5 separate regions of the Mus musculus genome follow, and all the other regions are linked to region 1. A link is a loop called in an ENCODE intact Hi-C map of the cell type or tissue named here. Cell type or tissue: left cerebral cortex. All regions are shown on one strand. Region 1 has its middle 33 kb from the start of Gm41032. Region 2 has its middle 13 kb from the start of Foxd1. Region 3 overlaps Gm41033 (a long non-coding RNA gene). Region 4 holds the start of Foxd1 (forkhead box D1). Region 5 has its middle 14 kb from the start of Gm41033.

Region 1 (5,000 bases):
CCATTTAATTCATTAATTAAATCCATTGACTTCTACTCTTTCTGGAATATTCCACCACAGTCAGGTTTCCCTTCATGGCCTCACGAGGGAAGACATCGAGCCCTCTACAGCTGGCACAAAACAGAACTTCCCACCAGAGCAGAGGGGATAGCTTGGGAGGGACCTTCTAGGTAGTGCAGCTGGTCTGGGGTGGGGGGGCTGTGTCGCCTGCTTGTCGGGAGCTTGGTGCACCCAGGAACCATGCTGCGAGCAAGTGGAGGAGGCCTGGGAACCCCCGAGGCCGCCGGGGTGCACATCCTGCGGCCTTGGCTAGCTTCTTCCATCGGATGGGTACGAACTGGAACTGTCCTAAATGCACCCCCCCACCCCACTTATAGTCTGTTAAATTGACTAATAAACTCAACACAGCGTTTTCTGTGCGGCTTCAAAAACCTCCGTAATTTCGTTAGAAAACGTTGAAATCCAATCCCAAAGTATTCAGCCCAAATGTTTAGTTAAAGTAACCCCGTGGGTTAATAAACTAAACAAAGTCAACCCATGCAAAACTGGAGCAATGAAAACCAGGCTAGATAAACGAAGGGAAGTTTATAAGAACCCTTTCGGAGGAGAAGAAGGTTGGGGGGGGGGGGAGCACGAAGGCACTAGGCACGGAGCTTTAATGTGAAGCATGTGAGCCAGGCTCAGCTTACAGGTACTCGGCCCCTGGCGAAGGGCGCTGTCAGGCGGCATCGCCCAGCGCGGCCCGGGAAACCCTACCCCGCTGCCGCCAGCAGTCGGGCGGCACCGAGGTCCCCGCCCCGCCGTGCGCTCCGCCCGCCCGCACTGCCCGCGGGGACCTGGGGCGACGTTCGTTGCAGCAGACCGGGCGGCGCAGGCCGGCTCCCCAGGAGATGCTCTGTGCAACCCTAGAGGCTGAGCCCCGCTGTCCAGCGCTGCGGGGAGAAGGGCCACGCCTGCCCACCCTCCACTTTCCTCCAGCCCTGGCAGTGGAGTGACAAAGGCGAGCCGCGCCCTTGACCTCCCTCCCTCTAAGGAAGCTCTTGGGAAGAGAGGGGCGGGCTGTGGATCGCCCAGTTACAATTAGTTGCTTTTGCCTGAGCAGTCTGGAGCCGCAGCTCCGGAGGTGGGGGGCGGGGGGATGAGAGAGAGAGAGAGAGAGAGAGAGAGAGAGAGAGAGAGAGAGAGAGAGAGAGAGAGAGAGAGAGACTGAGAGAGACTGACTCTGGATAGGAAGGGCAGGTCAGAAACCAGGACGCCTTGTGTCGCTTTGGGGACTTGAGATGTAAAACCAGTTCATTCTCGGGTCCACCTCGCCCTCCTAGCTGGACGAGCCATCAAAAGAGAAAAGAACGGGGACTGGCGAAGGGGGTGTGGCCCCCCTCCCATCACTCTAACTTCCCTCGCCCCTCGGCCCTCGGAATTTCTAGGAGGGGCGGTCCCAGCCAGCCGAACCCATTCTGGGAGCTGTGCGAAGAGATCAGAGGCAGTACAGGTTCTCGGTTAAATGAACCTTCAGGCGGGGACAATGGCGCGGACCTCACACGGGGGCACCGTGCTTCGCCCCCATCCCCGCTCAGCTGCCCCGTTCTTTTATTCCACGAGGTGAATCCTCCGGAGTCTCCTACGGCCGCCCCGAACCAATGGGCTGACCCGGGAGAGCGCGGGACGCTCAGGAGATAGTTTGAAAGGAGGTGTGGGTTTTAATTTTTAAAGCGTATAATTGGAGGAGAGTTATTTTTTTTTCTTGGCCAAGAAGAGGCGGGGGTGGGGGGGAGAGAAGGAAGAAGAAAGGCAGGGGGGGAAAGTCAGGAAAAACAGAACGCATTTATCTATCAACCGCTAGACAAGACAAAGAGGTTTTAACAACAGTTTGAAAAGAGCGGCCTGTGAATGGTTACTATTCAATTTGTATTTTATTCCCCGCTGGTCATGGAATTGAGATCAGAAGAAAAAGTGAAAACACATGGCCGAGGTCAAGGGATCAGAGAACCACCACACACAGCAAAGGGAAGGGGAGGCAATGGGAACTCGTGTGAAGAAATGGATTATATAAACAGAGCTTACCATCGCCTGCGCCCCATTATCCTGTAATTTACCCTGCATGGGAGCATAGAAATATATTAAACTAGTGATGGCTCTTACCATTTCTTTACAAGCCAGCCTCGTGCCAATCAAGCCTACTATATACTTTGAGACATGTTTAGAATTCTTGAACTAATGTGTTTATTTTAAATATCACAGGGAAATTATTACATCACCAGAAAATAATGCCGGAGCGGGGGTCTGCCGCCCTTTTGAAGTCCTGTTTCAACGAAACATGATTTTAATTACATAATCACTTTGAAACTATAATTATACAATAAACGATGAGGATTAAGCGGGAAGTATAGACTACATTAAAAATTGCTTAGGTCTTGAGAAAACAAACTGAACATGAGGGGGGAAAAGAAAGAGATGAAACCCGAGGTCCTGGGGAGGGGGTTGATAAAGCCTACCACGGCTTTCCTCTGGGCTGCTGAGAGATGGGCGCCTGGGGCTTTTGGCCTGGGCTACAAGCAGACGAGTTTCCTAGTAAACGCTAGCTAATCCAAGACAGAATCAAAGAGTGATCCGGGAAGACGGCTCCGCGTTTGCTTGCTAAACTTTCTACACAAGAGCAAATGAAGTTGTTTGACATTCACGAAACGCTTTCGGGGCACCGGCAGTGCCCTGGGAGATTGTTTTGTTGGCCCTTCGCTTCCAGGAGGAAAAGCATCCAACAGAAATGGCGCCCGGGGTGCGGCGTTGCCCGCAAGGAGTTTATAAACAACTGTCCGCGGCCCCAGCGGGACTGTGAACGCCCTGGGGCTCACACGCAACCCTGCTTTCCGCCTGACACCAACTTCCTGGCCCTGCACTCTCCTCCTGGACTATCCCGGTCTCCTGTAGTTGCTTCAGGGTTCGCATTAGGTTTTCATGGAGGCCAAGGGCACGAACCAGATTTTTCCTCTAAAAGGTAAACTTGGCAGCTCCCTCCCTTTCGATTTTTAGGAGCTCCAGATCTGCAGAAACAGTAGTTTGGGAATCTGTGGACGCTAGCCTTACTGCCCTTCAGACCCGAGGCTATGTTCTGGAACCGGGTGACAGGGCTCTAGGCTAGGACCCGACTCTGCCTAGACGTAGGAAGCACAAGAGGAACAGAAATGGGGGCATGGGGACCGTGAACACCACAGACAGAGGCCAGAAGTGCCTTTTTTTTTTCTGTAGAATTCATTTTACCTCTTTGCTTCGCCAGCTTAGAGCGATGGGGAGAGAGCATAAGAAACCTCGCGAGTCCTAACCTCATCTTGTAAAGGTGAAATTTTATGGCACAGTTATTACTCACATTGCCTTGGTTCGCTTTTCTGACTTCGATGGATAAGTAAAGGGTTAAACACTACCACCCCAATATCAGCCAAGAGGGGCACTCCTGCTTTTTGTTTTAAGCCCCTGATGGCTAAAGAAAGTGGGATGTTTCAATTCAAGCGCGAGCGACCCAGGGGATGTTTTCAGCAGAACTCAGAGGTGAGGCTTGGGGAGCCAGCTGGGGAAAGTGACAGTAAGCATTCTGCCTTGTTCTCGCTTGCCCCCCCCAGCCCCCCCCCCACCCCGTGGTGGTTGCTCAGTTCTGACTCATTAATATTAAGTCACATCAGTCGGCAATGGACCATCAACAACCAAGGAAAAAAATAACGAAAGAGAAATAGAATAGTTCACCCGAAGAGTCCTACTGTGAACGTGTTTATTCTTCCCTTTCCTAAGCCCAGGATGTAATTTTCTCGCCGCCTTCTTGCAAACAAAAGTGCTGGACTGGCCTGACAGTGCTAAGACCCTTCCAAAACCCCAGGGAAATTACCAGTGGGCACTAAGTGGGGGGGGGGCTGATTTTTATGGAGTCTGAAGGGCAAAAAGACAGTTCCCTCTGAGGAGGAGCATGTTGAGAACGGGAAGGGTTAAAGAGCAGGAGGAGCAATAGAAGGGGGAGATAGATCCTTGGGAGCAACAGTGACTGTGATAGGTACTATTTATCCACCACTTAGTAATACAGGAGATCTTTCTATACTTCCTCAGCTGTCAACAACTGTCCCCGGCCCCTACTGCAACAGCTACTTGATCAGTAACACCAAACATGTATGATGTTTCCTGTATGTTCTCCACTGTGGTGCCTGGCATCCCCCTCTTCCGTGTGTCACACGAATGTGTAGGGATAGCCTGATCCCAGTTAACAGATGAACAACCTAAGCACCCAGAGATTATTTGATCTGTCCTCGGCCAGATTACATTGGAACCCAGAGTGGAGTTCTTGCTCTAGACAGCATCCCCAACGGAAACTGAGAGAAACCCAGACTTATCTGAGGTTCTAGCAAGGGCAGTCTATATAACCAGGACTAGAATCTTAAGAGTAGTCATTTCACCCAGTGAATCACTAGTCCTGAGAGCCATGGATCACATGCTGGACCAAGAACCATCAGCACGGACTCCTTGTTACTCTGGAGAGGCTGGGCGGACGATGGAATGACCAGCGAGACACTGAGCTATTTCTTCTTCCAGGGCCAGATTCTCTCCTAGCCAAGGAAGTTCAGGTCTCTCTGACACCCCGGTGCAGCCCTCCTCGAAGTAAGAGGGCGCAAGGGCTCAGGGACCCCTCCTGCCAGATGCAGAGCATTGGGAGGAGGGTGATTGGGCGGTGCAGGATTGGTGCAGTGCCTGCAGAGAGATAAGGCTCTACTGCCTTTTACAGACGCTGATTGTTTAGACCTCAAAAATCAGGTGATGGGCGCCACATCTCATAGGGGTTGTCACCTGCATATCACTCTCCCAGTGCACGGAAAGCTCAAGGACAGAGCTTGGTGGCAGACTTGAAAAAAAAAAATGAGAAAGCGCTCAGGAACTGATTAAGAGGAGGAGGTTCGGCATCCTTTTTGGGTGGGCAGGGAGATTTATCGGTATTGCCTTAGCAGAGAAGTGATTCTTTGAGGGGC
Region 2 (5,000 bases), 140 kb after region 1:
TCATTAGCTTTCAGGATGACTTTACACTCACATCAGTGATGTATAAGGAATCAGTGTCTCAACAGCCATAGTATTTGGGTAGTCTTGCTGCTTTTGTTTCATCACTCCAATAGGCACATGGTTTTCTTGTTTGTTTGAGTGCTGAGGGGGCATGTGCTGTGGCCCCCTGTGGGGGTCAGAGGACAAGTTGTGGGAGTCAGTTCTCTCCTTCCACCTTTTGGGCCTGAGGATCTAACTCTGGTCATCAGGCTTGGCAGCAAGAACCTTTATAAACTGAGTAATCTTGGGGGCTGGAGAGATGGCTGAGCAGCTAAGAGCACTGGCTGCTCTTCCAGAGGCCCTGGGTTCAATTCCCAGCACCCACATGGCAGCTTACAACTGTCTGGAACCCCAGTTCCCAGAGGCTCTGATGCCCTCACACAGATATTATACAAGCAAAACACCAATCAATGTTCATAAAATACGACTACATAAGTTATTTTTTTTTAAATAAAAAACAGCAATTTTCGGGCCTTTGCTATTTTAAAATAAGTGATTTGACTTATTTGTCTGATATTATGATAACTCAGCGGGGTTGTTTTACTCCCATACTGCCTTCCTGAGTGTAAACTTGATGCCTTATTGTAGGTTTGTATTAATTTTTAGATTTGAGATTGTAAAACTGAATGTTCCCAACTTCGAATTTACCAATGTTCAGTAGGAGCAATCAAAAAATGTTTCTGGTTGCTCTAGGCACTCTCCTTTCTCCTGTGGTCCCAACAGACTGGTTCTTAAACTCTTCTTCCTGAAGGAAAGGCTCCTGGGCTGCATGCCCCTGTTACTGTTGAAAGGAGCAAGGACTGGCCTCTGCTTGGTCATTCATGGCACAAACTAGGAGCAGGCTGGCTCGATGCTCGATGCGTAGATTGCCGAGGGGAGAGGCTGTGAGCAGGACAATCGGACAAATCCTAATCCTGCAAGTTTGCTGTGCTTTTCTCTGTTTGAAGTTAACTGGTCTGTGTGGTGACCCACAGACAGGGTAACTGTGTTAGTTGCAAATTGGAACACTTTACTTTCAAACGGAATTCAAAGCACACTTGACAGGCTGCTGCATTAAGTACTTACATGTCTGAGACAGAACAAACTGGATACAATTTACTTTCCCCCTCAAGTTCATGCCATTCTTTGTGAAGAGGCCCAGAGTACTTACTACTAGTCTTAGGGGGATGAAATGGCAAGTAGGAAATAGAATCCAATTACAAAAGCAGCCTGTGGCTTCTGCTCTCCACGCAGCTACCCACAATTGCATCTTGAAAAGGATGTAGCCCATGGCTGTTGCTGCTGCTGCGTGTGGGTGGACTGTTTTTGGTTTCCTCGGGTTTTTTTTTTTTTTTAAGATTACCTTTCTGGTTGATAATGGAACATTGAGGTTTTATGGGGAAGGGCATCCAAACTAAAGCTTTGCAGTGCTTGTTTCACGTTTGTACCTGTGCAAATTGTTTACACCCTAAACTGATTTACATAGAGGGATTCAAGCGAATACATTTTGCAAACATGACGAAGGAAAGAGGCAAAACTGAATGCTCCCATTTATATGAAATTGGAGAAAGTGTGAGACCCATTTAATGGTATAAAAGCAAGAGTAGTTGGTAGAAGGAGGTGCTATTTATTATGAAGCGGCCAGGAGAAGCTCTTCTGTCCTGTTTTTCTGTTTATTCCTGATCTAAGAACTCTTAGCTAGGTACACATCCACCAACCTGCATGCATACTTAGGGGTTACACACGTGACTATATGTATGCTAATATTTAATTAAAACTCAAATTACCAGCTGAAATGGAAAAATAAGAGGTCCGTGGTAAAAATCACGGACAGTACGGACTAGGGGGTTCTTATTCAAAGTTTCCAGGAACTGGAAATGTTTGCAAATCATCATGTTCTCCAATGTAAATTAGCCCCTTTAAAAAAAAATCTTTTCTCCTCTTTGCCCCTCCCAGAGTCCTAGCAGGCTGGATTTATGTTCCAATGTCATGCATATTGTAACTGTTAAATTAAAATATCGTGAGGTGGGGTGTGGAAGCAATAAAACTCTATTAAGATCAGTTTAGGCCTTTAAAAAAATTCCAGGATTCCTCTCACTCACATGACATCTTTCATTTTTGTTTTTGAAGTTTGGATCCAAGGAATTCTGCGCACTGTGGGTTGACATTTAGTTAATAGCATCTTCCTCCAAGGTTCCATTTTCTAAATTAACATGATTAAGAACAGTGACCTGATGATATTTCTTGCACATCTGGCTCTTTTCCAAGAGAAGGGGGAGGAGGAGGAAGAATTAAAGCAAAAAAAGGAGAGAAAGCAAAAAACCAAATCTTCTCGTTCAACTTCGTTTTAGGACAAAGCGTTTCAAATTTTTGTAAAAGTATCTATCAGACAACACTTTCTCACCAACAAGATGAACCAACAGCTTTCCTTTCATACAAAAATCTCTATTTGTAAATGACTTCTCTTTTAGTTCCCTAATAGCTTGTGTCTGGGAGTCTCCCTATTAAGCATGGGGAAAGATAAATAGAAATATGTTTACAATACAACCATAGAAATAGCTTGCTCAAGGAATCAAGTTAGGTTTTAATTAAGACGTTAATTGAGTATGGGCTAAGAGGAAACTAAGAAGGTTGAAGGGTGTGCTAAGGCCCTCTAGGCACATAGTTGGTTCTGAGGACATTTTTCTGAGAAAAAAAGGAAGGAAGGAAGGAAGGAAGGAAGGAAGGAAGTCAGTCCTGAAAAAAGTACAAATTATTTCTGCTTGTAAGGAACTCTGTCAGTGCCACAAAGACCAATAGAGTGTACCGAGTAAGCACCCGACCCACTTCCTGTCATCCACAAATGCTTCCTCTCAGAATTTCACGTTAAAAGGAATGTAGGGTGTGGAGAAGGGACGGATACCTAGGAAGTGAGGGATAAGGAAAATGACTACGTGAAGAGAGCCGTCCTTGTGAAAGCGTTGAGAGGGAGCTTTCACAAGTGGAAAGCCTTGCTTTCCACTCCGGTGCCCCCAGCACCCCGCTTGCTGAGTCTTCTAGCGCAGTTGGCTGGGCCTTCTGCTTGGGGCAGGGTCTGGGGTTCTGAAAGGAGGGGAAAAGCAAGGGCCGGGCAACAGGTGGGAAGGTGGCGGACTTTTGTCTCCTGAAAGGAAAACGGCTGCGCAGAAAGGGCGGAAAGCAGTGGCGCACAGGAAGGGGGTCTGCAGGGTCCCCGAACTCTCGCCATCGCCCCCGGTTCCCTAATTAGAGAGGGGATGCAGGGTGGCATTAGTTCCCAAACGTTTTAATCGAGCCTCTTTTCAATGGCTAGGGATAAATGTAGCCACTGTTACTCTGTAGTGAATGAGTCTCTAAGGCCCCCGCCCGGCCCCCAGCGTGGCCATTCAGGGCTCTTTTCACAACCCCGAAGCCGTTCAGTCCCTGGGCCTAGCGACACTGCAGAGTGCTCCTAATTAGTCTAATTAGAAAGGTGGATTGATAGATGGAAAGAAGACAGAGCCGGGTTAGGAAGATGCTCAATGCTGCCAATCTCCGCTGGCTTGCCGTTTATTCTCTCTGGAAAGAAAAGGCCGCCAAGGAGGAGGTTGGAGCCGAGGCTGTGCTGCCGTGGCTCGCGGGCTGGGCGGTCTGTGACCCCGCGCCACCCGCCCACAACCGCGATTTGCAACCGGAGAGCGTCGTCGCGGGGCCACGCCACGGCATCCCCGCCCGCATTATCGCGGGACACAAGGGCCGCGAGCAGGACGTCCACGCGGGGTCGCCGCGCGCACGTGGACGCTCTGTGCATCCCTATAGCGACTCGTGCCCCCTTGGTCTCGAAGGCTAGCGGTTGGGGGTTAGGGGAGCAGTCCTGGCTGGCCCTGGCTGCAGAAGCACCCCAGTAGTGACTGTGCTGTCGCCCGCGCATTCCTGGCGGGGAGGGAAGGGAGCCGCCCGGGTGGCGCGCAGAGCACTGAGACTTTAATTAGGCTATAAATCAGGCCAAGGAGTGAGGGGGAGTCTGTGCAGGTGTAAAAACAGCCGGGAGAGCCGGGACTGAGCGGCCGCTGAGCCCCGGCAGGTCAGAACCTCTAGCCAAAAACATCTCCAAAGTCCGCTGACAACCAAATAAACAGCCCAGGGCCGGGCGGGCAGAGCTGCGCTGTGCTCAGAAAGTTGCTCGCCCTCCGGGCTCCGCTGCGCGGCTGGACCAGGGAGAACGCAGCAAATTCCTCGCTCTTTCCGTCCTTCCCTAGCCCGCGCGGCGTTCTGCAGCGTGGAATGTTGGACCGTAAGGGTTGGGGACTGCCACGCTCTGGGACTGCGGGCGACCTCGGGCCAGACCTTTGCGCAGCTGGCTGCAGTCCTTGCGGAGGCAGGAGTGAGGTCCCTCTGTCCCCTGCTAGGCCCAAGAGACAGAAACTGCTTCCTGGCCGGAAAAGATAACCCGGTACCAAGGGTGATCGGGAAGTAATTCAGTGCACGGCTCGGGAGCAAAACACTGGGCGAGCGAACGGGGGGGGGGGGGGGGGGAGGATAGGGAAAGAGGGAGGGAGGGAGGGAGGGAGAGAGAGAGAGAGAGAGAGAGAGAGAGAGAGAGAGAGAGAGAGAGAGAGAGAGAGAGAGAGAGAGACCAGCGGCAGACAGATTCACGTACAAAGGAAAACAAAAGAGTCTCGTTAGATCATTTTTCTGGACATTGTTTAAGGTCTGAAAGGAACCAAATCGTTTCAAAATGTTGCCAGTAAAAATTATCCTATGCGGAATGCAACTAATCCTTTTAGGTTCCTGTCAACTGTTTCCACAAAAGGAATCCGATTTTTCAAATCAAAGATCCAAAAAGTCTTCGGGGAGAGATTTATTACATGCCAGAGCTTTAGTTACAGAATAGAGTTACAATAACAACCGTCACCCACCAACTCCCTAGAATAAGGGGTCCCATCCCACATAATTCTAAAGACGTGTGGGAGACGGTGTTTCTGGAGCCCTGCTATGTGTGCAGA
Region 3 (5,000 bases), 68 kb before region 1:
AATTCGAAACCTAGAGTTTCTTGAAAGCCATAAAGCCACGTCCCCTCCGCCGACCAGGAGGCCCTAGGGTGCGTCCACGACAGAATGGGGTGGGGGCCTGGCGTCAGCTGGCTGATCTGTCTGGGACACAGCTGCAGGGACCGGAGCCCTTCTCGGACTCGGCTCCTTTCAGAAAACATTTTCCCCCTCGGATGTGGTTTTCCGTTAATTAATCACTCATGGGCCTGCGTCCGTGGAGCCGTTTTCCCACTCATCCTTCGGCTTCGCTACAATCCGCGTTTGGAAAGGGCCAATTGGCTCATTTCTTAGGGGTGGCTGGGCTGAGGATTCTAACATGGATCTGCTCTGTGGCTACTGCCCGCATGTTGCCAAACGACCTTGTAGAAGGTCTGCTTCCCTCTCCAGATCTTCTAGCCTGTAGGCCATGCTAGTCTTGAGCCTTCTCGGGTCTAGGCTGCGGCCTGGGTGGTCCAGGTGCTCAGGGTGGTCTTTGCACCGCATCATTCGTTCCTTTAGGATCCTTCGGCATCCCGCTGACACCAGCCCCGTTTCGCTCCTCCCCTGTCTTCCTTCGAGGGCCTCTCCGGGCCTGTCTTGGCCTCGGGCACTAGAACATTCTGAACTAGGCCAGACAAACTAGCCAGGCTGCTGACTGTGGGGTACCCTGAGGCTGTCTTCCCCTGGCCTTAGCTGTGCAGTATCCTCTTGGCAAAGCCTGATCCAGGCCCCAGCATCCTGCGGGCGGGGCAGGAGAGTCCCCACGTAGTGGGAGAACGCTAACTCTGTTCCCTATTTGTGTTTTAATGCTCTCGCCGCTTCCGAGCCACGAACAGAAGCCTCCTACGCGGGCCTCAGCTTTAAGAACGCATCCAGATGTGGCTGGGACCACCCTGTGCCTCGGGTGTCTCCAAATGTGGCGCAGGCCACCCCACGCCGAGCGAGGTGGGATCGGATATTCCCGTGTGTGGGTGTTGGTGGAGATTTTGGGCTGCTGGGCCTGTGAATTTGACTAGTGTAATCGCACAGTCTGAGGCCGTAGGAAACCTCTGCGTCCCGGGGTCCCTGTGCCACTATCAGCCGCAGGCAACGACGCACAGGGCATTCGCCTGGTGGCGCAGTGCTAGCTGGGGGTCCCAGTACCGCAGCGGGCTTCCCAGACCGCAATTCCTGGACGACAAAGTCCGCAGTGTTTGCGATCGGGGGATGGGCAAAGCGCGCACACGAATGTGGTGCGTGGACACGTCCCGCGACCATCCCGGAGGGTCTTCTGCCCACCCGCAGCCCGGCTCGGCGCGGTTCCCACCAGCCAGTGCTCGCGCTTCCTCCCTCGGTCAGCGATCCAAGCCGCTGGTCCAGCTGTCAAAACAGGGGGTGTCTCTTTCATTCTGGCTCACAAAGTCCCAAAGGGGAACAAGGGGGCCTTAATGCTTGTGTTTGGACACAAGCAATTATCCCTAATTATTCTTTTTCTTTTGAGCCTGCCCGTCCTGCGGGCGAGCCCGCCGAGGAACAGGCCCCGTAATCCTCCCCGGCCGGCGAAGCTCAGTGGGTTCTGTGCGGCCCGAGGCCCGGGCGCTTTCATGTCATTGCGGGTTTAGAGCTGATTCAAACTCATTGCGATGGGGGAATTAACCCCGAGGCCCTGGCTTTCAGGGGCCTCTGATAAGAGATTATACGTGTTGATGGCAAGCTTTTCCTGGCAAAATGTTTTCAAAGGGCTTGGAGTTGTTAAATCAAAGCGCCATTGAATTGCTCCGGGGGGGGGGGGGGGAGCCGCCCCCTCCCGCCCCCTCCCCCTCCTCCCGCCCTTCCCCCAACTCCATCCCATTCCCCTTCATCCATCCGCCCATGTCACAGCCCAGGACTGCCCACAGTGAGTAGCTCAGCCTCCTCAGAGCTGCACACCACCTTCTTTTTAGACAGTTTCCCTCCGTGTCTCACCCGGGGAGGGTTGTTTTTGTAGGCGCCTGCAACACCCTTCTCTCTTGAGGTTCCCCCACACAGGCGCAAGCTCTCTGGTCAAGAAAGCCTGCCTCAAGTGAAAAAGTTTCTCCCCAAAAGTGTGTTTTGCAGAAAACGAAGGCAACAGGGAGGGATATCCGGAGAAAGGATGGGGAATTTTCTCCTCCCAACCCCTACCAAAGGTCAGAGGAGTCAGAGGGGAGCCCCGGGGTTAAAATGTGCTGTGAGCAGAGTTCACACGTCCCAGTGAATCACCTGGTCTTTTTAGGAGTGGGTGGCAGCTGATGACAAGGGGCTAAGGTTGGAAGACTTTGTGGATGTGGATTCTGAGCTGGAGTAAGTCTATTCAGCAAATCTGTTCCAATTGTAATATACAAAGGATTAATTTGTACTCTGCAGCTCCGCACTTATGTGCAGTGTTCCGAGAGAATAAATAAATAAATAAATAAATAAATTCCTCCAGGGGTTCAAAAGGTACTACAGAGACCAGATAACTGTGTGCCTTTGAAAATGAAGTACTTTTAAATGTATAAATTTAAATATATACTTAGGCTTATTTATTTTGTGGGTAGGAGTGTTTTGCCTGCATGTATGTATGTGCGTACCATGTGCGTGCCTGGTACACACAGAGCTCAGAAGAACGTTTTGGATCCTCTGGAAGTGGAGTTACAGATGGTTTTGAGTCACTATGTGGGCGTTGGAAATCAAACCTGGGTCCTCTGCAAAGGCAACAGTGCTCTTAACCGCAGGGCCCCAATGAAGTAATTTTTAATGTCAAATATGTAAAACTGATGAGGACATTGTCTCTTGTCACTTTGTGCTCCGCTCCCCCTTGCACACTTACCACACTGTGTTGGTCGATATGTGTAGCCAGATTTCTTCAGCCTTCTCCAATACTCTGAGATTGAAACCCAGCCCTTTGAGTGCCTGCCTGCTCTGATAGCCTGCTTCTTTTCCCTTGGATGCCTCCCTTGGGAGAACTGAGGTGGGAATGCTGTGTTCTGCTGGAAACGGAGGGGTTTCCTGGAGAGCTGACTTCCTGCCTGCCTACAGCCCCATCACCCAGGACTTAGCTCTGACCACCACTGGCTGTGGACATTCACTGGAGTCTTACCTAGAGACAGTCTTACCTAGTGAAAGGCTTGATGGCTTCATGAAGGGAGTGGGTGCCCCACCCACTCCCTTCCTGTTTACTTTCCTCTTGGAACTCTTAACCACTCACATTCAATACGCCTGCCCATGAGCTGGTCCAAGTTATAACAGAACTTGGTGTTGAGCTGGCACCCACTGTGTCTGGCAGCTTCGAGAAGGATAAGCTGGGTCTTTGGTGGAAGTTTGTTTGCTGATGGCCTTTGATGGGCCCTATAGGAAGCAAGTCAGTTATGGCTTTTTTTTTTTTCAACATAGCTACAGAGTTTTGGCTCTTTATCTCCTAGCAGCTGGCTACTATGTACCTCCTCCTCCCCCCAGTTCCCCTGACCTTCTTTCCCCTCCCCATTTGTGTTATCTCTAAGGAAAATTTGTTTTTTTTTGTAATTTTAATCTATTTAAATAATAATGTTTAAAATTTTGCATCGCGCAGGCAACAGGCCCCAAAACAGGCAAGTGGGGTTACACCAAACTGAAGTGCCTCTGCACAGCAAAGGACATCAGTGACAGTGAAGAGAGAGCCCACCAAACCAGGGTAAATATTTCTAAATCAGTCATCATATACGGGAGTGAAAGCCCAAGTCCTCAAGGAAGGCAAACTACTCAGTAATAAGAAAACAAACAATATAGTCAGAAAGATGGTCAGTGGCCTGAAAAAAAAAAGATTCTTTTTCAAAGAAGATATAAAAATAAATGGTCAACAGATATATGAAAAAATGAAAATGGCGCTTATACGGTGAGACCTTCCATTCCGAAACCGTGCTCTCAGTTCCAGCACACAGGAGGAGCCAGTCTGGGCTACATCAGGAGTCTCCAGAAACCTAGAAAACAAACAAACCAAACGATGGAAAATCAGTGTCCACGGGGCATGGAGAAGAGGGAACGGTGTACACAGTCACATTGTAAAATTGGTGCAGATGCTTTGAGGAATGACATGAAGGTGCCCCAAAATAACCCAGCAGAGTTCCCGTGAGATCCAGCCAACCTATTTCTGTAGATTCATCTTGAAGAAACTGAAATCTCTGTGTCAAAGTGCTGGCTGGGCTCCCATGTCCGTAGCTGCCTAGTTCACAATGCCAGATACAGAAACAGTTGAAATGTTTGCTCAGGGCTGGGGAGAGGGGATATGAAAGAAACATATCCTGATTGTGGCTGATTCCAGTGAGGTTTCTTTTAGGGACAACGCAATGTTCTAAAATGGATTGTGGTCATGGGTGCACAATTCAGGGAGGATACTAAAAAGCAGTTGAATGGAGTGCTCCGTGGATGAACTGCACGGCATTGTGTCAGGTAAGCTCGTTTTGTGCTGCTACAAGACTTGAGATCTGTACAACTGTACAGAGCCTCCTTTGGCCATTGTCTAGAGGCAATGAGGTCCTGGAACTTGGTTGCTTAGCATCTTGTGCAGGTCTTCCCTCTGTATTATAACATGACAAAGGAACCTCTTGGCAAGATGGAGCAAGAATGCTAGCGTGGGTCTCTCTTCCTTTTGTTACTAATGCCATTTGGAGGCTTCACCTAGATGCCTCTCCTCATCTTAATTCCTTCCCAAAGGCCTCACCTCCGACAACCTTGTGAGTTGTGGACTACATTCCAGTGAATGAATTGGAGAAACGCGTACCCTCAAACCACAGTGTGGATAAAGTAGGGCGTCTGCAAAGGAATGCCACAGGAAGGGGAAGCAGCCACAGCTCTGGGTACCCAATGCACAGCTTGGCTGGTGTGAGTGGACTGGATTGATGGAGAAGGAGGGAATCGTAGCAGAAGCCAAAATGAAGTATGGCGGCTGCCGAGGGGGTGCTATGAGCCGTCTACCCAGTGAGGTATGAAGGGTCAAGTAGAGGATTGCTGTGGAACGCCTTGGCTCTAGCTCTCTAGCAGGGTGCAGT
Region 4 (5,000 bases), 150 kb after region 1:
GGCCAGTCGGTGTCGGGCGCCCAGAAGGGCGCGGGAGGAGTGAGAATCTAGAAACGGAGCTCGGCAAGGCCAGGGCTGAGTCCAGAAGAGGGCGGACCTTGTCTGTGCTTATAGCAGAAGGGGGCCTGTCACATGGTGTGCACGTCAGAGCGCGGCCCAGGGAAGGAAAAGAAAGGCGAGGGAATCGGCGTGTAGGAAGAGAAAGTTCACCCGCAGGAGGGGCAGCAGCAAGAGTTGGAGACTGAAGCCCACTATTTCTTGCCAAGATATTGGCTATCCTGAATCCCACCCTAGCCAGCCGCGAGCCGACCCGAGAGCTACAGGAGTTCAAACCCCCAGCCTTATTCTCCCGGATTAGCCCTCAACCCTAATCTCAAGCGCTCCGGGGACGCTTCGATTGGACAACCCAGTGGCCTGTAGGAGTCATCCCACTGGGGACAACTGCTCTATGTGTGAGGTGCTCACTGGAATATTGAGCGAGGGAGTCTGGTAGGGTGTCCCAGCTCTCTGGACTGGGCCAGTCTCCGCCTGTGGAATCTGATGAAAAATCCCCCATTTTGAGCACGGTAATAATTGTTTATTGACCCTTTAACCCTTTCCCTTCGGTTCTTCTCCAAAGACGTTTGTTTTCCGCCATCTGTTAATAAAAATGCGGTTAGGCTGGCGTTTTGGTCATTTATCTGCAATTGAATGCCCTAGAGACTTGACAGCTAAACTAAGCCACTCTAATGAGAGCATCTCACAAATTCCATGGGAATAGAGCAAGCAATGGTTGAATGAGGAAAAGAAATAGAAAATTGTAATGAAAACCCAAACACACACAGAAATTACACATAGCAGCAACTCAAACACTGTTGAGATGTTAGGAAAAAGAGCGCTATACTTTTCAATAAAAGGTATTTCTAAAGGAGCATTTCACACTACTTTCTAAATACTGGAATTATTATAACTTACACACAGTGTTGTTCCGGAAGGATTGATAGTAGAAAGGACAGTAGCAAAGATGAACTTTGAGATCAATTTTTTATTTTGGAAAATACATTAAATGCTTTTTATACTCTTTTTTTTAAAAAAAAACCCGACTTTTAAATTTTAAATGCAGGATGCAACTCCACTCGATTCATTTTTCTTCCAAGTGGCAAGCTAATAGGGATGATTAAAGTATTATTCTGTTTTAAGGTCACCTGTGTTTACCACCAGCTAAATGTTTTGTTCTGGCTGGCGGGAAATCCGAATAATTGTGTAATCCGAATTCATTTTGATAGCCTAGCTTTCTGGATGTTTGCCTTTTCTGAGATGTTTCGATTTCAAATAGGGAACTTTGCCTTACCAGTTTAACTTTCTGGTTAAAATCGCCATTTGCCAAGAACTGAATAAAAATTCAATGGCTTTCTCTAGGAACAATCTCAAATGCTCTGTGTGTCATTGTATCAACCAAGTGTTTCTTACTTCCTGAAGTGACTTGTTCTAACTGGTATTCATCACAAAAATAAGCTGTTGCCCCATCTAATACTTCTTTTCAAATCAGATTTCGTTTTCTCCAATGGGTAACCACCAGTTCCACTTGTAAATGGTCTGTAAAGTCTACTAGAGATCTTTAAAAGATCTATGAGAATGCCTTGCGATCTGAACGCGTTGATTTTCATTGCCTCTCATTTGATGTATGACTGGACCATCTAATTATTGTAATGGGCTCTGATTAACCTGCGCCAACATTAATCAGGCAGCGAATGCTTTGTTGATGCAGACAGGCGTCCTAACCAAGGAGTCCACTTTTACATCAAAAGTTTAAGTTTTATTAGTGCTTGCCCGATATCTAAATAAACACTATGGTTTTCGCAGTGCTGAGGGCTGCTGCGTACAAACGTATTTGAAGATGGAATACAAGAAGAATTGTTCGCAGGTTATTAGTAACGTTAGAGGAAAATCTCTCTGCTCAAGATTTGCAATTTGTCTGTCCTAGAAGGGTCTGGGAGTTGAGAGCTTATGTTCCGTTTGCAATATCGCCCCCAAAGGGTTAAAGGGCTGTTTCCTGGAAATGTTTGGGGAAACGTGGTAAATTACCTTAAAGTCACTGGCGGGGGGCGAGGAATGTGGGGATTTGCTGGATTTGACAGACCACCTCAACACACTGGGATCAATGAAGGTACAGAACAGGTAACCAGAGATTTGAGTGAGCTTCACTAAAGCCATCTTTGGGCACTCCACCAGTTTTGTTTGCTTTAGTTAAGGTACCTATAGCCCCTTAGCTGTTCAGTCCAGAAATTTCCCAGCCTGGAAACCTTGCTGGGAATTCGTGCCTTGCTCATCCTCTTTCTGCCTTCCTGGTCCCTAGCTCTCAGAATCTCCTGACTCCCTGTCTTTTCTCCAAGGATGGAAAGTCCCCCATCCCATCCCATCCCATCCCATCCCATCCCATCCCATCCCATCCCATCCCATCCCCTCAAGCTAGTACAGGGGCCAGAAATCTTTCCCAGAGGTGGGCAGGACAGCCATTTGGAACCAAGAGCCATCCCCACTCCCATCCCCCACTCCTTGGCCTGAAAGCGCGCACCAAGAAAGCAGCTGGTGGTTATCCTTGCAATGTAGGAGCTCGGCAGAACTGCCCCCTGGTGGTAGTGTGGAGTCCTGCTGTCCCTTGGGTTGGCCTGGGCACCCGGTGCCACCGGTGCCACCGTGGTGGCTAGAAAATCCCCAGAGCAGAAAGTGTCTGGTAAGGCCCTAGATCTAGTAGTCTCCTCTGAGGGACAGGGACTGAGCCCGCACAACAGGCTTCTTCTCCTTGGGGTTCGAGTTAATCAGTTTTATTCTCACAGGCTGTTTGGGTCAGGGGCCTGAACCCCCCAGAGCTGAAGTCACAGGATTTGGCACCAGCTTTGGGAAGAAGGCTCTGCCTCAACTCCCTTCATCTTTGTCACAGGCCCAGAAAATTCCTTTGAGGAGAAACTTGGGTATGTAAACTCAGAAGACAAGAATCTAAATGTGCTGGCTGATTTTATGTCAACTTGATGTAAGCTAGAGACATTTTGGAAGAGGGAACCTCAGTTGAGAAATTGTCCCTACCAGATTGGCCTGTGGACACAGCCTATGACACATGTCTTCATTGATTGATGTGTGTGTTGTGGGGGTTGGGGGTGTGGTCCAGCGCACTGTGAGTGGTGCCATTAACTGAGCTGGTGGTCCTGGGTACTATAAGCAATCAGATAAGCGAGCTTGTTGAGCAAGCCAGGAAGCAGCACTCCTCCATGGCTTCTGCTTTTCTTTCTGCTGTGATTTCCTGCCTTCTGTGTCTGACTAAATTCATTCAGCATAATGTCTTTGAGTTTCATCATATGAGGTTTCATAGACAGGATGTTCTGAGGCTGAGAGATATTCCACGGTGCACATACACCCCATGTTCTGTCCACTCATTCATCTGCTGATGGATACTGGAGTTGGCTCTTCCCTTTCTGTCCATGCCTCTGCTCTGCACCTGGTAACACTCTGCATGTCGCAGACATCCAATGAACTTTGGGGCATATTCCATTCTCCACCTCCCTGTCATTCCTGAAATTCTCAGAGGAACCCCTCTGTGCCAACAGTGGACACTGCTGGCTTCTGCTTTATATACTAATGGAATGAATACTCACCTCTGTGGGTTTGAAAATTCAGCTTATTCAGTTTCGGGACCTGGAGACTCTTCACATCGTCTTCAGCAAAAGATAAGTTTAAGATTTCTCCAGATTCTTTTCCAGCAAATATCTGTGGACATTCGCCCAGTTCATCCCATTTTACACTGCTACGCCTCCTCTGCTCCTCAAGGGACCAGATGACCCTAACTTTGTCTCTTGGCCCTCTGAGGCCTCCATCCTCCTCCGTGGTGTAATAGCATACCTAACGCTGAGCTAATTCCAACCCACAGCAACCTGCCTGTGATGGCTGAGTGGGGCTGCCAGCTCTCACACAGGCAGTGAAGGGGCTGGGCCAGACCCACACCCACCTACTTCTTCAGGGCTGCATAGGATCTGAAAGTAAGTTCAAGGCAAGGCCAATTTCCACGGGAAAGTGGTCAGTACCTCTCGTGAGTGGATGCGTTTTAACCTGGAAAGTTCCATGCACTGAGCCTGGTTCTAATAGCCGGCCCTTCCGTGGGCTGGAGAAAGGGTGAGAGTTCTTTCTTCTTTCCGTGTCTTACTTAGTGGCCTCCAGGCCTCACCGGGTAGGTTTTGCTTGCTTAAGTGCTTCTTAAAACAAGCATTCCACAGCCTGAGCTGGACTCAGAAATCCTCAAGAATTCAGGATGTCAGCAAAGGTCTAAATCTGTGTCTTATAACTGTGAAATTTATTCACACTGATTCAGGAATTTTCACTACCCATAGTTAAGCCGGACGAGTTTTCCCTCCTCAGTCCACCACACCACACAGGCATGCTTGGTGGTTTCTACTCATTTACATTTGGTGCCCCAAAGTCAGAAGTCCAAGTGCTAGTTATTTGGTTATTTTTAAAGATAGTTTGATTACATTTTTATTTATTTTGTGTATGTATTTGGGGCAGGCTCAGATGGGGGCATGGTCTCATCTCATGCACGTAGAGGTCAGAGGACAACTTTCAGGAGTCAGTTCTCTTTTTGCGGCTGCAGGCCCTGGGGGGGGGGGGGTGGTGGTGCCAGTGTTCACAGAGTCATCTCTCTGGCAATCCCATGCAATTTGCATCATGAGTCTGGCTGCAAAGCCTGGATCCATTCCACAGAAGACTCTTCATGCAGAGGGCTGCCTTTAAGAAAAACCCTTGCAGAATACACAGCTTCAGCTCCATTATCACATGGTATCCTGTCGCATTACTTAATGTGTCGATTTCCCAGAAACACGCTGAGCATATTTAGATCTAACATAAAAAGAATTGAGAAATTAGATTACAGGCTGACTCCACATAGCTGTCCTCTGCCTCAGGGCCCCTGCACATGTGAGCACACCTATTTATAATAACAAAGAAGGTTTTTTAAAAGATGTATTTACTTATTT
Region 5 (5,000 bases), 85 kb before region 1:
CTCAGCGGTTAAGAGCACTGGCTGCTCTTCCAGAGGTCCTGAGTTCAATTCCCAGCAACCACATGGTGGCTCAGGACCATCTGTAATGAGATCTGATGCCCTCTTCTGGTGTGTCTGAAGACAGCTACAGTGTACTCATAAAGAAATAATTCTAAAAACGGAAAGAAAGAAAGAGAGAGAGAGAGAGAGAGAGAGAGAGAGAGAGAGAGAGAGAGAGAGAGAGAGAGAGAGAGAGAAGCATCCCCTGTTAGGCATCAAAATGAACAAGTGATCAGAGCCCCACCTTTTCTCACAAGCCCAACAACCTCCTTACAGAGCTTCCTGGACAACAGGAAGTTGTTCATGGCTCGTCCACCCAATGCTGTTGCTGATCATTCCCTCTTTTCCACGAAGAGCACAACACATCTAAGCCTGCAGTCTTTGCAGCAGAACTGCCTGGCATCAATTAGCACCAACTTCTGGCGAATGGCAATCCTTAAACAAGCATGGAGATGTTCGCAGTGTGAGTATTTAACACGATCTATAAATGAGCACCCATGACTTGGCCCCACAAGGCAACCAGACTCAGGCAAATTGTGACCCTGTGACCCAGGGATAAGCCCGTGACCAGAATCAAGTCCAAGGGTCCAACTCCCCTCATCTTCATCAAGCTTTTCAGCCAACCACACAAAAACAGATTTCCCAGGGCTGACAACAGACGGATTAAGCCCAACTGCTCTTGTTCTAAGATGTCTTCAAAAACAAACAAACAAACAAACAAACAAACAAACAAACCAACCAAAGCCCACAACTTCCCTGTTCACAGTGGGGGAGAAGCTGTGGGTGTGGAAGCAGAGGGGGTGGGTAATTTATTCAGGAGCTGGGAAGCTGAGAAACAGATTTGAAGACAAATAACTTCAAAGCCCTCAAGAGAACGTCCATAAAACATAAGCCAGCCAGCCAGCCAGCGAGTGAGTCAAGCCCACTTGGAGTTTCTAGGGAGGAACGTTTACCAGCACCACGAATAATTTTTCATCTGTCACGAGATCCTGAACCAGCAGAAACCTGGATGACCACAGGGAAATGAGTCTCCATCTGCTCTTGGTTTCCCAAGCCATATTCGTCAGGGGCGCAGCAAAAGTCAGGAAGCCTACCCTCTTCAAGCACATTCGATTTTCACCTTGTTTGACAAACGGAGGATAGTATATTTTTTTGGCAGCTGAAATCCAGAAAGGCCACGCACCCACACTCGACCAGATGCGGAAGTCCTTTATAGGCAGTAACCTGAAACACATTCTTGTGCCTGGCCCTGCCAAAGGGCAGCCAGGCTGGTTCACCTGGGACGAAACTATGCCCTTGTCCATCTCCTAACTCCATACTGTAGATCCGCTGTCCTTCCACCGTAATCACGTGACTGCCCAGAAAGCCAGCCAGGTCCTTGGTCAACTGCCTTAGATGGCCAGCTCTGGAGGACCTTTCTCCTGTCAGAGCCCACAGGGTCTCCGTACCTCGGCGTCACCCAATCGACAGTTTTTCTGCTCGGTGCCCCCCCGGCCCCTGCCCCCCCTGCACTAACTCAAGTGTCTCCCATCGGGTCTGCGGCGGCGGCAGCGCTGGTCCTAAGTGACCGAGAGACCCACGCGGTTTTCCCTGAATGGCCACGAGGGGGCAGGAAAGAGGCTCGAGGCCGCAGGTCAACCCAGCTCCTGGTGGCGCAGAGGCGCGGAGCAGGGACAGAGCTGGCAGCCAGGAGGCGGCGGGGGCCCCCAGGAGTCCCGGGAGGACAGTGAAGAGACGCAGCTGGGTCCGCACCGACGCCGCCGCTCTGCGACTGGTCCGAATCCCTGGGTTCTGCTGGCGCGGCGACTCGAAACCGGGAGTCCTGCAAGTGGTCGCCAGGGAGCTCCTGGCTCTCTGAGCCGGGAGGTCCCTTCATCCCTCACACGGACATTTCATCCTGGGAAGAAAGGTGTCCATTTCTTCCCGCCTTCCCTTCTGCCTCTGAAACCTCCCTGCCCCGAAACTGGAGACCACTGTTACCCTTCCACCCGCCACCCCAACCCCACTATATATTTGCATACGCGGAGTGCAGAGTTGCTGAAATTAGCCCATTAGACTTTTGTGACTCAGGAGCCAGCTTTTGATATATGATTCACATTGGCTCCCTCAGCTACCAGTTTCCACAGGTTTCTGTCACCTCGCCCCAAGAAGATACCGTTCAACCGGTTCTCCTCTCTTTGCCAAGCTTTGTCCCTTTTTCTTCTCCCGGATTCGAATGCGTTCTGAATCCTTGGAACTGGAGCTAAACAATGGTTCTGGCTCAGCAGGGTCAACATAGATTTAAAAACAGACTGATCAAAGTTCAGTGGGATATTTGTGTGCTTTTGAGCGGACATTTAATTCTTTGATTAAAAATATTTTCCAGTTTTCTCTTTTAAGGAAAAAGAAAACTCTTGGCTTTAAAAATATTTGCAGTGCTTTGTTTCCTTGGTGATAATTATTTTGGAATATCTAATAAGATATATAAAAATGATAATGTAAAATTTTATTGTTTTTTTCAAAACAGACCTGGCTCAAAGAGACTAGGGAACTATTCTGATGCTAATAAGCAATCGAGTAAGAATATGATTTTAAAAGCCTTAACAGCAAAACCAAAGAAAGCCTGCTTTCCTCCTCTGGGCCTAGCTATCTGATGTTGTGTCTCAGTGGAAGGGAGCAGGTGGGCCCCTCCCAGAGCTCGGCTTGTCTGGGGCTACAGCCCCCCGCCCCCCCCCCCAGCCGGCCTCGGCTTCAGGCTCCACTCTCTCCCACCCCTTCCAGGAGGAAGCTAGTCCAACCTGACAGAGAGCAATGATCTCAGTGTACCAGCATGCAAACGAGGGACAGCGAGGCTCCTTCATGACACTGTGGCCCAGGGCTCCTAATATCTGCGCCAGTGGTTTGCTCCTTTTATGTCAGGATCTTCGGTTACTCAGTGTCTAGTTCTCCAGCAGGGCAGTGGCCCAGGCGGTCGGATTTTCCACTCGCTCTTCTGCTGGCTTTCTACCTCCACCCCTTGGAAATTCGGGCGATTTGCTTGCATCTCCAGCAGAGGGTAGGCAGGAGAAAGAAAAAAAGCTGCGGTTCTGAGTTGACTGTTCCAGGGTTGGTGGGAAAAGAGCCGCGCTGTTGGCTAAAATGAGATTTGGGGATTATCAGTGGATTTAATCTGGTCTCACATTTACCATCTCTGCAAATAATTAGAGATTACTAGTCACATTCAGAAGTTGCATTAACCTCAAAGAATTCACAGAAAATCTAAATAGGCTTAAATCCCATCCCGGGATCCAGAATGTGAAGTGCAAGCTACCGTTCCAGATAATTAACATTTTAGGCTCTCCCCTCCCACGGGGGCGGAGCTACAACGACACCTAGGTGTGTGAATAGACTTGAAATACAGTATGAAGGAGAGAATAGCCCAATAGGAAGAGGACCAGCCGTGCAACACTGCTTCCTTCTCTAGTCTCCAAGAGACTATTCTGATTCGGGAGGTGTTGAGAAGAGCTTTGTTTTTAGCATGTGTTGGAGGCCACCAGGCAGCGGTTGATTCGCAGGGCAATACCCACTCTGCTCCTGAAGATCATACTGGACATAGAGGCCTCCTGTGGGGACAGGGAAGGGGATTACAGAGAACTTTAGTCCAGAGCCCTGGTGAGAGAGCACCCTTACATTGGCAGTCAAGTGAGAATGCTGTTGGTCCTACAAAGTTCGTGAGAACTGAATGTGCTGGTGTCGCTGTGGTGGTTAACGTTTTCGGAGACGTTTCATAACCGTTCTTTGCTTGATCTCCATGGTAACTATGAGGTAGGAGAGGAGCTCTGACGAGGAAAGACCCAAAAACTAAGAATAGAGCAGAATTGGAATCTCAGCCTTCACCTGGCATCCGATTTTATAATACTCTAGCTTCTTATTTGGCTACATTTTCATCCTTGCTGTATGTGTTTTTTTTTGTTTTTTGTTTTTTTAAATGGCCACTACACTAAAATGAACTCACTTCTATTTGCTTAATTACATCGATTCTACTCCCGAGACAGACATCAGGGCTACATAAACATTGTCTCTCCTTTGGAATGCAAGCCCACTCCTTCGCTTCTTCCCACTGACTGCGTTTCTCCACCTTCATAATCAGCAGAGCAGCTCCTAAGTGACTGATGACATGCCATCCAGAAGCCACTTCATTCCCCAGGGCTTCCTTTCTGTGCCTGGAATTTGAGTGGGGACTGGGATTCTCCAAAGAAAATGAGCAAGCTCACCCAAGAATCCCCAGGCTCCAATAAAATGTTTAGTGTGTAATAACTTCAAATTGTTATATCCATTCATATTTTTAGAAAGATTTTAAAAAATACTCTGACATACCTCACAAGCTGATAGTCTGATCCATGCTCAAAAAAAAAAAAATCAGAACCAATCAACACCATTCATACAGTTGTGGTAGAGACCTCCAAAAGTGTTTCCTTCAACCTCTGCCAGCCTGGAGGTGGGGGTAAGGAATGGTAATATTATTATATAAATATCTGCACTGAGTTCTTGGAGAGAATTGCATGATGACCATATATGGTAAAAGGTACATCCCCACCCCCACTCCCCCAAGATGCTGCTATTGGAATATGTTAAAATGCATATGTCTCCGTTCTGTTCCCGAGAAGCTGGTGTGCAGATGTGAGGGGCCGGGCTTGTGGAAGCGCTGCTGTCTACAGCTTACATGTTGTCTACCAGGCCCCCAGAATGTTTTTTAAAAGGCACTGTGCAGAATGAGGCCCGGACCTTCTTTGACGTAATTGTCTTTCTTTGGAGAGACATCTTGAAGGAAAAGATGAAGATTTGAAAAGGGGATTAATCTCCTCAAACCGATCTGTAACTTTCCCTGTACTTTGTAGGAACTCTTTAAACACAACAATAACCACAGCAAATCCATCTCATGGTGGATACCTACCTGAGCAAAGTCTCTGTTTAAGGGGCTGGACGTCCCTCTCTGGTTTCTG

Evidence for each region. Peaks named below come from ENCODE experiments on the same cell type or tissue, not always from the same donor. Only the 100,000 strongest peaks of a DNase experiment are listed, where the experiment ranks them.
Region 2: it touches region 1 in a loop (4-fold over the local background); 22 of 42 quality-filtered maps call a loop at or near these places.
Region 3: a loop joins it to region 1, with 2.1 times the contacts of the local background. A loop is called at or near these places in 7 of 42 quality-filtered maps.
Region 4: a loop joins it to region 1, with 5 times the contacts of the local background. A loop is called at or near these places in 21 of 42 quality-filtered maps.
Region 5: it touches region 1 in a loop (5-fold over the local background); 6 of 42 quality-filtered maps call a loop at or near these places.

The regions. Positions count from the first base shown.
Region 1 is chr13:98,500,826-98,505,825 of GRCm38, reverse strand. No RefSeq gene overlaps it. Among named protein-coding and RNA genes, the nearest start is that of Gm41032, 33 kb to the left of the region's middle. In left cerebral cortex, no CTCF peak of the experiment used is centred here; DNase peaks (open chromatin) are centred at 2,089, 2,441 and 2,836.
Region 2 is chr13:98,365,170-98,370,169 of GRCm38, reverse strand. No RefSeq gene overlaps it. Among named protein-coding and RNA genes, the nearest start is that of Foxd1, 13 kb to the right of the region's middle. In left cerebral cortex, no CTCF peak of the experiment used is centred here; no DNase peak of the experiment used is centred here.
Region 3 is chr13:98,569,253-98,574,252 of GRCm38, reverse strand. Gm41033 (a long non-coding RNA gene) reads left to right here. Exons shown (of 7, transcript XR_873852.2): 1 at 1-942; 2 at 3,545-3,646; 3 at 4,289-4,401. Among named protein-coding and RNA genes, the nearest start is that of Gm41033, 2.8 kb to the left of the region's middle. In left cerebral cortex, no CTCF peak of the experiment used is centred here; DNase peaks (open chromatin) are centred at 783, 1,426 and 2,632; H3K4me3 peaks cover 972 bases; H3K27ac peaks cover 731 bases.
Region 4 is chr13:98,349,326-98,354,325 of GRCm38, reverse strand. It overlaps Foxd1 (forkhead box D1), which reads right to left and starts at 81. Exons shown (of 1, transcript NM_008242.2): 1 at 1-81. In left cerebral cortex, a CTCF peak has its summit at 2,613 (motif pointing left); a DNase peak (open chromatin) is centred at 1,606; H3K4me3 peaks cover 61 bases.
Region 5 is chr13:98,585,789-98,590,788 of GRCm38, reverse strand. No RefSeq gene overlaps it. Among named protein-coding and RNA genes, the nearest start is that of Gm41033, 14 kb to the right of the region's middle. In left cerebral cortex, CTCF peaks have their summits at 1,663 (motif pointing right) and 3,056 (motif pointing right); DNase peaks (open chromatin) are centred at 3,456, 3,767, 4,105, 4,735 and 2 more places; H3K4me3 peaks cover 802 bases; H3K27ac peaks cover 1,893 bases.